Regions from separate parts of the Homo sapiens genome. Here region 2 is linked to region 1. The links are chromatin contacts, found by Hi-C or POLR2A ChIA-PET in ENCODE. All regions are on one chromosome and are shown on one strand. Each heading gives the region's core, a stretch centred on a gene start or an enhancer-like site at or near the end of the contact. The rest is flanking DNA. Distances are from core to core; before and after follow the strand shown. Region 1 holds the start of CRBN (cereblon). Region 2 overlaps LMCD1-AS1 (LMCD1 antisense RNA 1).

Evidence for each region. A loop is a pair of places that touch in the nucleus more often than their neighbours do. ChIA-PET counts read pairs that join two places held with the same protein, here RNA polymerase II (POLR2A). Pooled maps may share reads with other maps.
Region 2: a loop to region 1 is called in a pooled map, with 12 times the contacts of the local background. The contact joins the enhancer-like site here to the promoter of CRBN in region 1. A Hi-C loop is called at or near these places in 3 of 50 pooled maps. POLR2A ChIA-PET finds 5 or more read pairs at or near these places in 2 of 52 experiments (PC-3 and activated CD4-positive, alpha-beta T cell).

What each region holds. Positions count from the first base shown.
Region 1 is chr3:3,173,808-3,180,940 of GRCh38, reverse strand. CRBN (cereblon) reads left to right here and starts at 1,250. Exons shown (of 11, transcript NM_016302.4): 1 at 1,250-1,320; 2 at 5,672-5,778; 3 at 6,680-6,882. The coding sequence starts at 1,254. RefSeq lists a silencer at 1,017-1,186.
Region 2 is chr3:8,353,501-8,360,216 of GRCh38, reverse strand. All of the region lies in intron 3 of LMCD1-AS1 (LMCD1 antisense RNA 1), which reads left to right. Among named protein-coding and RNA genes, the nearest start is that of LMCD1-AS1, 140 kb to the left of the region's middle. Within about 2 kb of position 2,861, at least 4 of the 41 ENCODE cell types and tissues checked have a DNase peak (open chromatin) inside an H3K27ac peak, as active enhancers do.

The sequences.
Region 1 (7,133 bases), core at 1-2,500:
CGTTAAATCATTACGTAGTATATGTAATTGTTATTAACCTCATCGTAAAAGGTGATGCTATGATTCATGTTGCAGACATTATTAACTGGAACAAATAGGCGACACTATTTGGTTCGTTCTTATTTTGCAAATGGGCGAATTGAGGCCCGCAGCCATAAGTGATTTGACGAAGACCACAGACTGATTCGGAGACAGGAGGCAAAATGACACAGGAATGATTCACAAGCCTCTGTCACAAGGGAGTTTTCTGCTTGTAACTTATCAGGGAGGCAAATTTTCTGAAATCATTTTTTCAAATCTCAGATCCATGACTTTTCTGTTGAGCAATGCTGCTGCTTCCTCTCAGCCTCCGCCCACCACCACCACTACCATGTTTAGATGTTGTATTTCATTTAAGGATTTTTCAGTTTTCCTTCCTCGCTGAAAAAGTGATACTGAAATACACTACGAAAACTTTTGTCCTCCCTCCAAAACAAATATCTTACCAGTCACAACTCCACCATTATAACAGAATTATCTTCATTTTTTACATAGTCTTTCTTTTTTGCCACAGTGACTTGTTTTTACATAGCTGAAGTCATAATGAGTAGGCTAGTTTATATTCAGACAATTTTATTTACCAATTATAAGGCGTTTTCCATTCTGTGCAATCATCATTTCAAGTATGTTTCTGATTAATACTTGTTAATTTTGGAATGTAATGTACATATATGGAAACTACTGAAGTTATTGAAGTTGTATGTACATACATTGAAACTACTGAAGAAAATCAGCAATAATTCAACCACCCTCGGAATAACTGATGGATTTCCCCAGCCTTCACATATATGCTTCTTATTTTAAGAATTGAAACTAATGCTGCATGAACAGGTTTCTATTTGCTCCCTGCCCCCTTCGTTTAAAAACAAGGTGGAGACTAAAGGCTCTCAGCCTCAGTTTCTCCATATGCAAAATATCAGGATTAAATAAGTCATGCTAAGGGCTGGAACAAAGTGAGGGCTCTGCAGCGTGTACGCCGGGCACTCAGCCGTGGATGGCAGGGGACGGCGTTCTGTCCCCGGGACGGAGCGCAGGCCTGTAATTGTCCCTCCCGCCTAGGCCATCACTTTCAGGCTTGGGTACGCGCCGCCGTCTGCTCCCCTGGGGCCGCCAGGGGGCGCTGTGGCCCCGGTGCGCGGCAGCCGCGCGACACGGGCCCTCCCTCGGAGTCTTCGGCACCGCCCTGTCCCAGCCTCCTTTGCGGGTAAACAGACATGGCCGGCGAAGGAGATCAGCAGGACGCTGCGCACAACATGGGCAACCACCTGCCGCTCCTGCCTGGTAACCGCCCGGAGTAGTTCCCTGTAGTCGGGAGTGGGGCGAGGCTCGGAGCCGCTAGCGGTGCAGCTGGGCCTGGGAGGCGGGCGTGGGGGCGCCAAGCCTGGCGAGCCAGCCCAGCAGGGCCGCACCGGAAAGCTGCTTCACGTCGGCCCTCGGCCAGCGATGGAGTCGCGGCGCTTTCTTCGCTGCTCTGTTGCCCCGAGCCGTGAGCCAGGGTGTCGGGGGGAGCATTTGCTATTAAGAACAGGAAACCCATCCTCTCCATCCTCCTTGTGTTCTGAGTTTAGCTCCTAGGAAATGCTCTGAAACTAGAGGACCGGGTCAGATTCACAGCGGTTACTTTTGCTGGTCTCCTTCCTTTTAATAAGAGTGACAGCTAACATGTACTAAGCACTTACCATGTTACGAGCCGTGCAGTTAACGCTTTGCATGCATGTCGCCTTTTAATCCTTCCCACATCAGTTTTCAGTTTCCGATTTGATAAGCGAGTATTGGATTTGCAGATTAGTTCAATGACTTGCCCAAGGTCACACAGCAGAGTCAGGATTCCAACCCGGGTGTGTCTGTCATTATATCTCTAAACCACTTCTCTGTTTTGTTTTTCTTACTATCGGTCTTTCTCAGGCATGTACGATTATGCTTAATCAGAGATACTTAGTTTTTCTTTTTCCTGTATGTTGTGTGAAATGTTTAGACTTTGGCCTTGTGTTGAAATACTGAACAAAAAAAAAAATGCATGGAATATTGCATAAACTTTTCATGGAATGCCTTTCAAGAGATGCTTTCCAAAAGGTGTATCATCCAAACTTGAAAGTATTACTTGAGTCCCTTCGTTATATGACAAGTATGTTAGGTGTTGTGGAGATGAAACGAGAGGTAATACACAATCTGATAATTGAGGTTTACTGTCTAGGCGGGGCTGCTGAGAATATAACTAAACGTAAATCAACTGCAGAGGCGGTTGATTTAGGGCCAGATAAATGAATGCTGTTGTGGCTCTTCAGAGGCAGAGGTTGTTTAAGGGTCAGAGGATTTGGGAAAAAGCCTTTCAGGTAGATCAGGAGACATCTAAAAGCACATATTTAGGATATGGTTGTGGGACATAAGGCCTAGGAGGTATATTGGGTCTAAGTTGCTGGGAAACTGGCATCTCTTGCCAGTGGGTTTGGGTTTTTCCTGTGGATTGCCAAGAAACAGTTTTAGGTTTCAGGTAATTGCCTAAAGAAATCTATGCTTGGAAGATTAATTTGTCCACTGGTAGCAGCATGGATTAAAAGAGGAAGAGACTGAGTGCGTGCCCACCATATAGGAGAGAACTTTTCTGTAAAAATAAACCATAGTCACTGGTTGTTCTCGAAGCCATTCTAGCTGAGTTGACACAAGGGTAAGTGTGCCAGCCTTTGATGGAAAGCTGAGCTATTTTTTCAGAGACATTAGCCCTACTCTCTGTGCCAAATCCGGTGTTTCAGGGAGAATGGTGAATAGAAGAGGGAGGATACTGATCTTCTGTCGACATTCACATCGTGCCTCTGCATGAGATGAGTCATCAGACTTCACTGATAGCTCTGAACAGTCAGCGTGGTTTTTTGTTTGTTTTTTTTTTGTTTGTTTTGTTTTGTTTTTTGTTTTTCAGAAAAGCGTCGGGAGAGGGCCCAGAGATGGTGTAGATATAGCAATAATGCCTCTCCAAATTACGTAAATTTTATTTGTAGGGAAACACTGGGCTTTCCATAATTCCATGTAGTACGAGTTGTTCTGAAGAGTAAATCCTCTAAGTTCCAACAAAAAGCTTTATATTTGAGATGTGAAGAGTTTATCCTAGGCAAATGAAACATTAATAAACATAACTGAGTAGGGGAAAGTGGTTTTTAGCCATATTTATGAAAAAAAGGTTACTAAAGAAATTATTTAGAGACTAGGAGTCAGAACAGTTAAAATGTAAATTTTTAACAATATTAATTCCAGCCTTTGAGCTAATAGTTTATCTTTTAAACTTTCTGTAGTAGAGCAATAAAGTGGGTTGTGCTGCATGCCAAGTGATAGCCATACTGTCAGAGTTGGAAATACAAACAATTTGATGCAGAATATTTTTGTCATCCATTTAGATAGCTCTTTTTTTATCTCAGTGAAACTTACATGTTCCAAGGAAAATTTGTATGAAGTGTTAGACCATTGGCTATTTACATATAAGTTGAAGTAATTCTGTTTTTGACAAAGTTTTATATCTAGGAAGTTGTAATAATAAATAGAAAGTCCAAGGCAGTTACCATATTGAAAATCATTTTTATTTTCTGTCAGGGGCCTGGCTAGAGGTGGTTTGACTTAAATAATGATATGCAAAGGAAAACAAATGATTATTTCGTAATGACATTTTATCGATTTAGAAGTTTATTTGGGGCATTTAAAAATACATGAACTGGGAGGTGAGAAATGAGATTCAGTAATTCTTTATTGTTAGTCTAGGCCAGGGTCTCCCAACCTCAGCACTGGACTTTTGGGCTGGAGAATTCTTTGGGTGGGATTGTCTCGTGCATTGTAGGATATTTAGCTGCATCCCTGGCCTCTACCCACTAGATGCCAGTAGGACTCCCTTAGTTATTGCAACCAATATCCCCTGAGGGGCAAAATCACCTGTGGTTGAGAGTCACTGGTCTAGGATAGGAAATTTACTCATAGTTTGTATGAAAAGGACAGACTCACAGTTAGTACAATAGCATATGTATTGTGTAGCGTTTTCTAATTTTCTTTGCTGTCATTGGTAACATCTGGTTTTCTAAGACATTCTTTTAAAATGTTTTATGCTTCATGCAAACTTTATTTTTAAATTTAAAATTAAGCAAAATAGTATGCAAATGATTGCAAAATTTTCTTTGTTTCTTTCTTTTGAGATGGAGTCTTGCTCTGTCGCCCAGGCTGGAGTGCAATAGCACAATCTCAGCTCACTGCAACCTCCACCTCCTGGGTTCAAGCGATTCTCCTGCCTCAGCCTCCCCAGTAGCTGGGATTACAGGCACCTACAACCACACCCGGCTAACTTTTGTGTTTTTAGTAGAGATGGGGTTGCAACATGTTGGCCAGGCTGGTCTTGAACTCCTGACCTCAAGTGATCTGCCTGCCTCGTCCTCCCAAAGTGCTGGGATTACAGGTGTGAGCCACCACACCTGGCCTTCATTTTAAGATAATGTAGCGACTGCCAGGGAAATGTTGTCACTAGAAAAATGCTGTGAAATTCTTCCTGCTAGGTTATCTTTCTCTCAGTTTTAATTAACAGATCTTGCCTGCTTTGTTTCTTTTCTTACTTATGTAGGAACTGATTGAAGTTGAGAGTTTGAGAGAACGTTAGAGGTTGACTTGTTGAAGCCTATCATTTTGCAGATGAGGAAACTAAAATTTAATTGGGCAGAATGAGTTGTCTAAGGTGTTAAAATTAGTTACTGGTGAGGGAGAAGAGAAAAATCTCCCATATAGAAGAATTTTAAATAACTTACATTTCCTCTTCAAGGGAGTGGAGCATAACTCATCACCCCTGAAGTGGAGGCTACACCTAGTGATTTGCTTCCGAAGGGTACAATGTGAAAAGGAGGGGGGAAAGGAACTTTACAGCGGAAAAACCTGACACACACTGCTGTAGCCAGGTGATCAAGGTTAACAGCAGGAATAGTTCATAATATATAGGCTGGATATGTAATAAAAACAGCACATTGGCAACAGACCCCATTTCTAAAAAGGAAAAGAATAACAACACTTCACTTCTGTGGTCTTCCTCCCTAAAACACGTATCCTCAGTCTAATCATGGGAATTACATCAAACAAAACCCAGTTGAGGGATACTCTACAAAAGGCCTGACCAGTACTCCTCAAAACTCAGAAACAAGCAAAGTCTGAAAACCCCCCTAGCCCAGAGGAGGGTAGGGGGACCTGATAACTAAATGTAAAGTGGGATCCTGGAACGCAAAAAGACTAGATAAAAACTAAGGGAATCCATTTAAAATATGAAGCTTAGTTAGAGTAATGTACCAAGACTGATTCCTTCGTTGTGGCAAATGTACCATACTAATATAAATTAACTATAGGGGAAAAGGATGTGTGACACACGGGAGCATTCTGTACTATCTTTACACTTCTCTGTAAATGTTAAACTATTCTAAAATTCACAGTTGACTTAAAAAAAAAAAATAGCTACTGACAGAGCCCAGCACGGACCCCAGTCCTCTGGCTCCCTCTTCACGGTGCTGTAGAGTTTACCAAATGCATGTGGTTTTAGAAGTACCCCTCTTTTGAAGAAGGAATTACATGTTTGAAAGGTTTTCATTCATCTTTTTTTTTTTCTTACAATATTCTACTTTTATAGCAGAGAGTGAGGAAGAAGATGAAATGGAAGTTGAAGACCAGGATAGTAAAGAAGCCAAAAAACCAAACATCATAAATTTTGACACCAGTCTGCCGACATCACATACAGTATGTAATTTAGTGACAGATCTAATATAATAGATATACATTTAAATGTAGATAAAAGTTCATAAAAACAAGTGACTGATATTTGTATTACTAGATATCAGAAATTGTGGATGAGGACATGGGCTATTTGCCAGTAGATAAACATTTAACTGTAATTTTTAAGAAGCTTAATACTATGTTGTGGTAGAATTGTTTGAGGAATTGTTGCTCTTTATACTCTTTCTGGTAATTGAGCTATTAAATACTTCTCTGTACTTCTAGGTACTAGAGTGTTATTGAACATACTAACATTTTATACTTACTGTTTGTGATATGTGGGCATAGAGATATTTCTTGGTAAAAATAATACTTTGTACTAAAAAAATTCTTGAATTTCTGTGTTTGTGATATATTCATAAAAGATTAGAAATTCTTCTAAGAGTTAAAGTTAGATTAAAAATTATATTTTAACATGGGATGCTTATATACCACGTTTATTAAGTGTTTGTAACCCCATTTGTATTTTTTTCTTTTTTTTTGAGACAGAGTGTTGCTCTGTCGCCCAAGCTCGAGTGAGTGCAGTGGCACAATCTCAGCTCACTGCAGCCTCCACCTTCCAGGTTCAAGTGATTCCCCTGCCTCAGCCTCCCGATTAGCTGGGATTACAGGTGTCCACCACCACACCTGGCTAATTTTTGTATTTTTAGTAGCAACAGGGTTCCACCATGTTGGCCAGGTTGGTCTTGAACTCCTGACCTCAGGTGATCCGCCTACCTCGGCCTCCCAAAGTGCTGGAATTACAGGTGTGAGCCACTGTGCCCGGCCTGTATTTCTTTTAATGTGATTTGCTCTTTAGTCTGTTGAGCTTACATTTTTATTACATATCGATCATGACACTATACCTATATATGTTTTTATATAGTACCTAGGTGCTGATATGGAAGAATTTCATGGCAGGACTTTGCACGATGACGACAGCTGTCAGGTGATTCCAGTTCTTCCACAAGTGATGATGATCCTGATTCCCGGACAGACATTACCTCTTCAGCTTTTTCACCCTCAAGAAGTCAGTATGGTGCGGAATTTAATTCAGAAAGATAGAACCTTTGCTGTTCTTGCATACAGGTAAAATATTAGAGTCCATTTGCTTAATACATTCCCTCTCATGGGTAATTGCAGTGGTCAGTGTTGAAGCCAAAGCAGGCTGTTATTTCGCATGTACAGGAGAGGTTGGGTAAGAATGTGAGGTTAGGAATTTGGTTAAGTAGAAGTTTGATAGTGCAAGTTGGAGTATTTTTGTTCATTTCATTACCATCTAACTCAGCTCTTCACCTTCATACACAATTTAACTTTCTGGTATTTGAAAAATTTTTAAT
Region 2 (6,716 bases), core at 1,612-4,111, 5.2 Mb before region 1:
GAATTAACTTACAAGTAGCATTGATAAATTCTAGTTTTAGGCTTACTTTCCATAGGCCAGCAAAGCAAGTTGTCAGCTACTAAGTCCCTTAGCCAAAGTAAAAAGCCAAGAGCTGACTTGAAATACATCTTAAAGGAAGGCAATATTGATTTTGTGATCCTTAAAATGGCCCAAACTTAAGATAATTTAAAAATTGTGCAAATAACTATAGAATTTTAACTTCTGGGTTTTGTTTTCCCAGATATATACCTTAAGTATTTCAATTTGTCTTATGACATGGTTTTCACAAGCTACTTCATTCTGCTCCCTCTCCTCTGAATATCTCTATCTGGTGATGTACCCAGAATTGGTAAATATTCTAGATGAAGCCTGACCAGTCAAGATCAAGGTCAAGATCAAGAATAATATCTCTGTGGTCCTGTACTCTATATTTCTGTCATTACAACCTAAGGACACATTTAATCTCTCAGTGGCTACATTACATGTATCATGAAATTGATGGACACTTGAAATTCCTCATCAGTAAAAAATATCTTATTTCAGCTTGAATTGGATAGGCCTTTTTCTCTTTGTCAGAAGATCTAGTGCTATCTGGCCTAGTCTTTAAAGGGAAATTATTGGGAAATGTCAAGAGAGAGGTGAATGTCTGGCCACAGTACGATGTCATTGAGATTCTATTTCCGTCTCTTCATCCTTCAGCTCCACATTTTCTGTACTGGCTACACTCTCAGACAGTCTCTCCTCTCCTGGAAGCAGGATGACTGCAGCATCTCCAGCATAAATTGTTCTTGGTTCAAGTTTAACTGCAGAAGAAAAAAGCACCACTTCCTGAAAGTCCCAAATAAACCCTGGAATTCATTTTGTTAGAAAAAACTTGATTGTGTGGTTTTTGAACAAATCACTGTGTCTTAGAGGATTCAGTGAGCTGACAGACCAGCCTGAGTCATGTGCCTCAGCACTGGAATTGTGCTGGGGACCATATGTTTTGAGTAGGGGAGAGGATAGTTCTCTTCAAAGAGGTGAGGGCACTATCACCAAAAAGGCGGGAAAGATGCTGCACAGACCCCAAATAGCCAATGGTCTCTGCAACACAATTATTCTTTAAACTTCCTAAAGGCAGAAATTATGGCTTATTAATTTTTTAACACCCCCATCCTACCTTTAACAAATGACATAATAAATGTTCCAGAACTGGTTGTTGATTGAATGAGTGCATGAACCAATGGCAGCAAAATGAGTAAATTTGAAATGGCTTAACGTTAAAAATATCTTTGTCTCTGACTTGATGCCTTATAAAATATAGATCAAACTAACTTAAAAGTGTCAACCATGTTTACATGAAAGAAAACAAAAGTATGAAAAACTTGATATGGCATTACAAGGACAGTTTTCTCTGCAGTACTAGTGAGGAGAAATGATATGTCTTAAGTGCAGAGAAAGCAGAACATTTTCATCTGGGACAAAAGAAATGAAAACAGCTTGATTGACAGCCTAGTAACATTAATAAACTTCGAAGGTAGAGAGCTGCTCTTACTTTAAACATCCCAGAGCAATTCTATCAGAAGAATAAATACTCTGTATTCCAAATTCAAACACTTTCAGTTGCCTTTGGTTGAGGCAATTGTATTCTAACAGCAACATGGCAGCTTTAACAAGGTATTTACATTTCTATGTAAAATCTCAATATTCCCTAACTCTGATTCTATCCCCTCTTTCCTTTGAGGGTGCTTTATTTGACACAGTGTGGTATTGGATCCTGTAGGTACCCATATCCCCTGGCCTCTTTACCATTTGAGTGCACTCTGGCCTGACTACCAATTGCCATTTCTACATCTCCATCCAGGGTTCTCTCTTGACTGCTGGAGCAAGATGCCTGGTGGGCTGGGAGGGCCAGATAACGAACACCTTTGTGAGCTTTCCTCAACCAATGATGGACTGGAATTGGTGGATAGAGCCTCCAGAGGGCTCTTGTTCACCTCCAATCGGGATGACTTGGAGACGTGATCTAACACTGACTTCCAAAGATTCATCAGAATTAAGCTCCAGTTTCCCATCGTTCCAACTTGCTCAATCACACACCAAATGGTTTTCTTCCGTTCTCTGCTTTACCTCCCCCTCACTTTCCCGTATCTTCTGAGATTACTCCCAAATAAACTACTTACATTTCAATCATTCCAATCTTGTCTCAGGGACTGCTTCTTGGGGAATCCAAAGTACAGCAGTTGTTTTCAAGGAAGAAAAGTTATTTTCAGCCCTTAGACTGGGTTAATCAAATGTCCTCAAATCACGAAGGCAAGTGTCCCAGTGAGGACAGGGAAACACACAGGCATAGGTTGGGTGGGTAGCCTGGAGATGCGTGAGGATATGCTGCCCCTGAGGCCTCAGCAATGGCTTTTATGGTGGGTTTGATGCCAGCCAGTGAGGGGAGATCCCTGGACAGCAGCAGGACCTCAACCCTAGGGAATGTTCAGGCTCTTGACACCATTGGAAGAATTTAAGGATGAGTCAGAGAGTAGCGAGAATATAAGAGCTTTTATTGCAAAGCAAAAGTACGCACTCAAGAGAAGAGTGCCCCACAGGGTATGAACTTTCCTTTATTATGGGTTTTCTTTAATTAGAGGGTGGTATTCATTAGATTCTATAGAAGGGACGGGGATTTCCCTGAAATGAAGTGTCATGCATTGTTATACCAAACCTGGGCATATTCAGAACTGTCATGGTGCCCATGGGTGTGTGATTTAGCATGCTAATGACCGTATAATTATGTTCTAGGTGAAAACTGGGTCAAATCTAGTGCCATGTTGGGTTTGGATTTGGCCTGTTTTAACCAGCTTTTGCCCACATCCTGTTTGTCAGGGACTTATCAGCCCCTTGCTGCTACAGCTGCAGTTGGTTTTAACAGTTCCTTCCTCACCAGTCATGTGAGTCTTTTTTTTTTTTTTTTTTGAGACAGAGTCTTGCTCTGTCACCCAGGCTGGAGTGCAGTGTCACAGTCTTGGCTCACTGCAACCTCTGCCTCCTTGGGTGTTCAAGCAATTTTCTTGCCTCAGCCCCCTAAGTAGCTGGGATTACAGGTGCCCGCCACCATGCCCAGATAGTTTTTGTATTTTTAGTAGAGGTGAGGTGGGGTTACACCATGTTGGCCAGGCTGATCATGAACTCCTGACCTCAAGTGACCCGCCCGCCTCGGCCTCCCAAAGTGCTGGGATTACAGGCATGAGCTACCACGCCCAGCCTCATGTGAGTCTTTAATGGCTGCCTTGCCTTAGTTGTTCCCTCATGACTGTCCTGTGACCACCCTGTTATTCCTTTCTCAGGTTGAGATGGGAAAAGCACTGATGTTCTCTAAAGCATGAGAACTGGGAGCAACTGCAGTCAATGGACACCCCTGGATGGATGTTCCAGGGAGGAAAGTCCATGCCAGAGAGGAATGTGGTCCACGATATCTCAAAGCTGGCTGTGAACCCAGGCATGCCAGCTCTGGAGATCTGGCTTTGACCCAGGGATGGGCACAATTTCTCTGAAAGGGTTAGATAATAAATGTTTTAGAACTTGCAGGCTGTATTAGAGTTTTCTAGAGGTACAGGACTAATAGGATAGATGTATATATGAAAGGGAGTTTATTAAGGAGTATTGATTCACACGATCACAAGGTGAAGTCCCATAACAGGCCGCCTGCAAGCTGGGGAACAAGAAAGCCAGTCCCAAAACCTCAAGAGCAGGGAAGCCGACAGTGGTATAGTTCAGTCTGTGGTCAAAGGACCAAGAGTCCAAAAGCTAAAGAACTTAGAGTCCAATGTTTGAGGGCAGGAAGCATCCAGCATGGGAGAAAGATGTAGGCTGGAAGACTCAGCCAGTCTATTTCTTCCATGTTCTTCTGCCTGCTTTTATTCTGGCCCAGCTGCCAGCTGATTAGATTGTGCCCACCTAGATTGAGGGTGGATCTGCCTCTCCCAGTCCACTGACTCAAATGTTAATCTCCTGTGGCAACACCCTCACAGACACACCCAGGAACAATACTTTGCATCCTTTAATCCAATCAAGTTGATCACAGGCCATAAAGTTTCCCTTACAACTACTCAACTCTGCCTTTGTAGCAGGAATGCAGCATTTGACAACACCCAAACAAATGAGCATGGTTGTGTTCCAATAAAATTTTATTTATAAAAACAGAGGAGGGTCAGCTTGGTTCTTTGTAGTTTTCTGATCTCTGCTCTAACTCCACTGCTTAACATTTTTATATAAAAGGTTGTTTTTGGATACAGGAGCCCAATTGTGAGGTTTTGGTGTGGGTTTTCTGACAAGTCACACGTAGTATGTACTTCTTTGTGGTGGGATATTGGGGGATAGAGTGTGAAGAACAGGGGGATTAGGGTATAGTGTGGGAGGTAAGATGGAAGAAAAAGGAAAAAGCAGAAATGGGAACTGCAAGTTCAAGCATAGTAATTCAAGGCAAAGGTGGGAGAGAGAAGCACTAAATTCTGACCAATATTGTAGGGCAGCTATAAGTAGAAGGAACAGGTTTAAGAAATGCCATACAATTCAACTTTATAGGATTCAGGCTTTATAGTGTATGTTGTAGCAGCCACATTTAATAAAAGTATGTTTTTCATTATATTTTTATTACACATTTAAAGCACATTAAGGCCCAAACAGCTATTGAAGAAGAAAAAAAAATGGAGAAACATTGGCTTCACAAGTAATCACATCAGTTTTCAGGAAGGCTGTATTTTATGAAGACAGAGAAAGATGCATGGCTGTTGTCCTTCCCAGTTTTATACTAACTCATTCTTCTTCAGGGAACAATATTAATAGATGTTTTGCTACATTTGTCTGCTGTTGAGAGAGTAATCCTCCCCGCAACCTTTTCTTTTCTTTTCTTTTTTTTTTAAATCATGGATGTTTAATCACTTGCCTTTGAGTTGCAGGCAACTGTTTGGCATTTTTAGTCTGTAAAAAATCTGCTTTGTTGGGGTTTAAAAAAAATAAAACCCATTTCAAGAAATTGTAGCTTGAAATTATTTCGGGCTCTGAGAAGCTATGTGAAATCCAGTGATATTTGACTGCATTTTAATTCTTAGTCTCTGGGGCCAGGCAGAGTTGGTCAGAGACAGCAGGGATGCCATGCACAGTTGTGAGGTTGTGCGTTACACAAATGCACCTGAGGCTGAAATGTAGCCTGTGCTCTGCCTCTAATCCTTGTGCCCTCTGTCTTGGAGGAAAAAGCATTTTTTAAAAATTCTGAATGTGGTGACCACTTACAAAATGATGGCCTTTGGGACCACCACCAGTCAGAGGTGGTGATTTTTTCTTATTTGTGTTTTCCAGTAGTGGGGACAGGGATGTGGAGCTTTGCAGATTGTGTATCATTGCATTTAGGATTCTGCTGATTATAGGATGCCCCACTATTTTACGAACAACTAGGAAACACAAGACGCTGCCAACCAAATCCTGATATGCCATTCATTGATTGTAAGACAAATGCCGGTTTCAAAGATGCCAAAAAATGAAAAAGATACAATGCAGTAATTCATCTGCTGGAGAGTGTGCACCTTTCTTCAATAACCGTGAAGGTGCCAGTGCAGATGAAGATGAGGATGAGGATGAGGTTGGCAAGCCTGTGACGGTGAGGTTAGTAAGCCCCAGGGAAGGTTTCCACAAGATTTTGTCTGTTTCTTGGTATAAACAGTATCACCAAACTCTCTGTTCTCCTATAGGATGTCAACTGATTGAAATTCTAATAGAAGTAGAAATGTGGAATGTTAGAGCTCAAGAGACCCCCGGGAGCATCTCATGCAGTGCTTCTGAAAAACTTGGCCCCTTGGGGACATTTATCAATATCTGAAGAAATTGTTGGTTGTCACGATGGGGTAGGGGTGCTACTGGTAGCTTGTGGGTTGAACCCAGGGATCCTATTAAACTCCTTCAATGCACAGGACAGCCCCCACAAGGAATTATCTGGCCCTAAATATCAATAGTGTTAAGGATTGAGAATCCCTGATGCAGTGGGAGGATGTATAGCCGAGATATAAGAACCCAGACATCAGAGCCAGGCAGACCTGAGTTCAAATCCCAGCTGTATACTTAATTTTCTGTGTGGTCTTGGGCCAGTTAATTAGTCTTGTTAAGTCTCAGTTTTCTCTTCTGTAAAATGAACATCATAGCCTCTATTTTAGAGGGTTGTTGAGAGCATTAAATAAGATAATTAAGGCAAAGGTTATAAAGACAGCACAGCAACTAAATCTAAATTCAAATGCAGTTGTAAGTGCTTTTATCCATACTAACTAAATTGGCAGGGAAAGTTTGAGGTAGGGATTATTATTATCTCCATTTTGCAGATAAAGAAATTGAGAAAAATAACTTGCCCAGGTCATTCATGAGTAAGTGGTGGAGCCAGGATTTGAATCTAGATCACGTGTTCCCAAGCAGCCCAATCCACCCTATAGTGCCTAAGGACTTAGGAAAAAGAGGCTGCTAGTAATATCGTTATTAATATTATTCAACCCGAAGCCCCTACTTACAGATGGTGACTTGGCAGGTTTCCTCTTGAGAAGACAGTTGACTTGGCAAGTTCCTGGGTCTCCTGCCCCACCAGAGGATAAGTTTCTTTCTCTTTACCATGTGGTCTTTGTCAAGGAGCCAATATGGAACCCAAAGTGGGGCAGCAGGAGAAAAGCCAGACCATACCCCTTGCTGAGTGACTTTGAATATGTTTT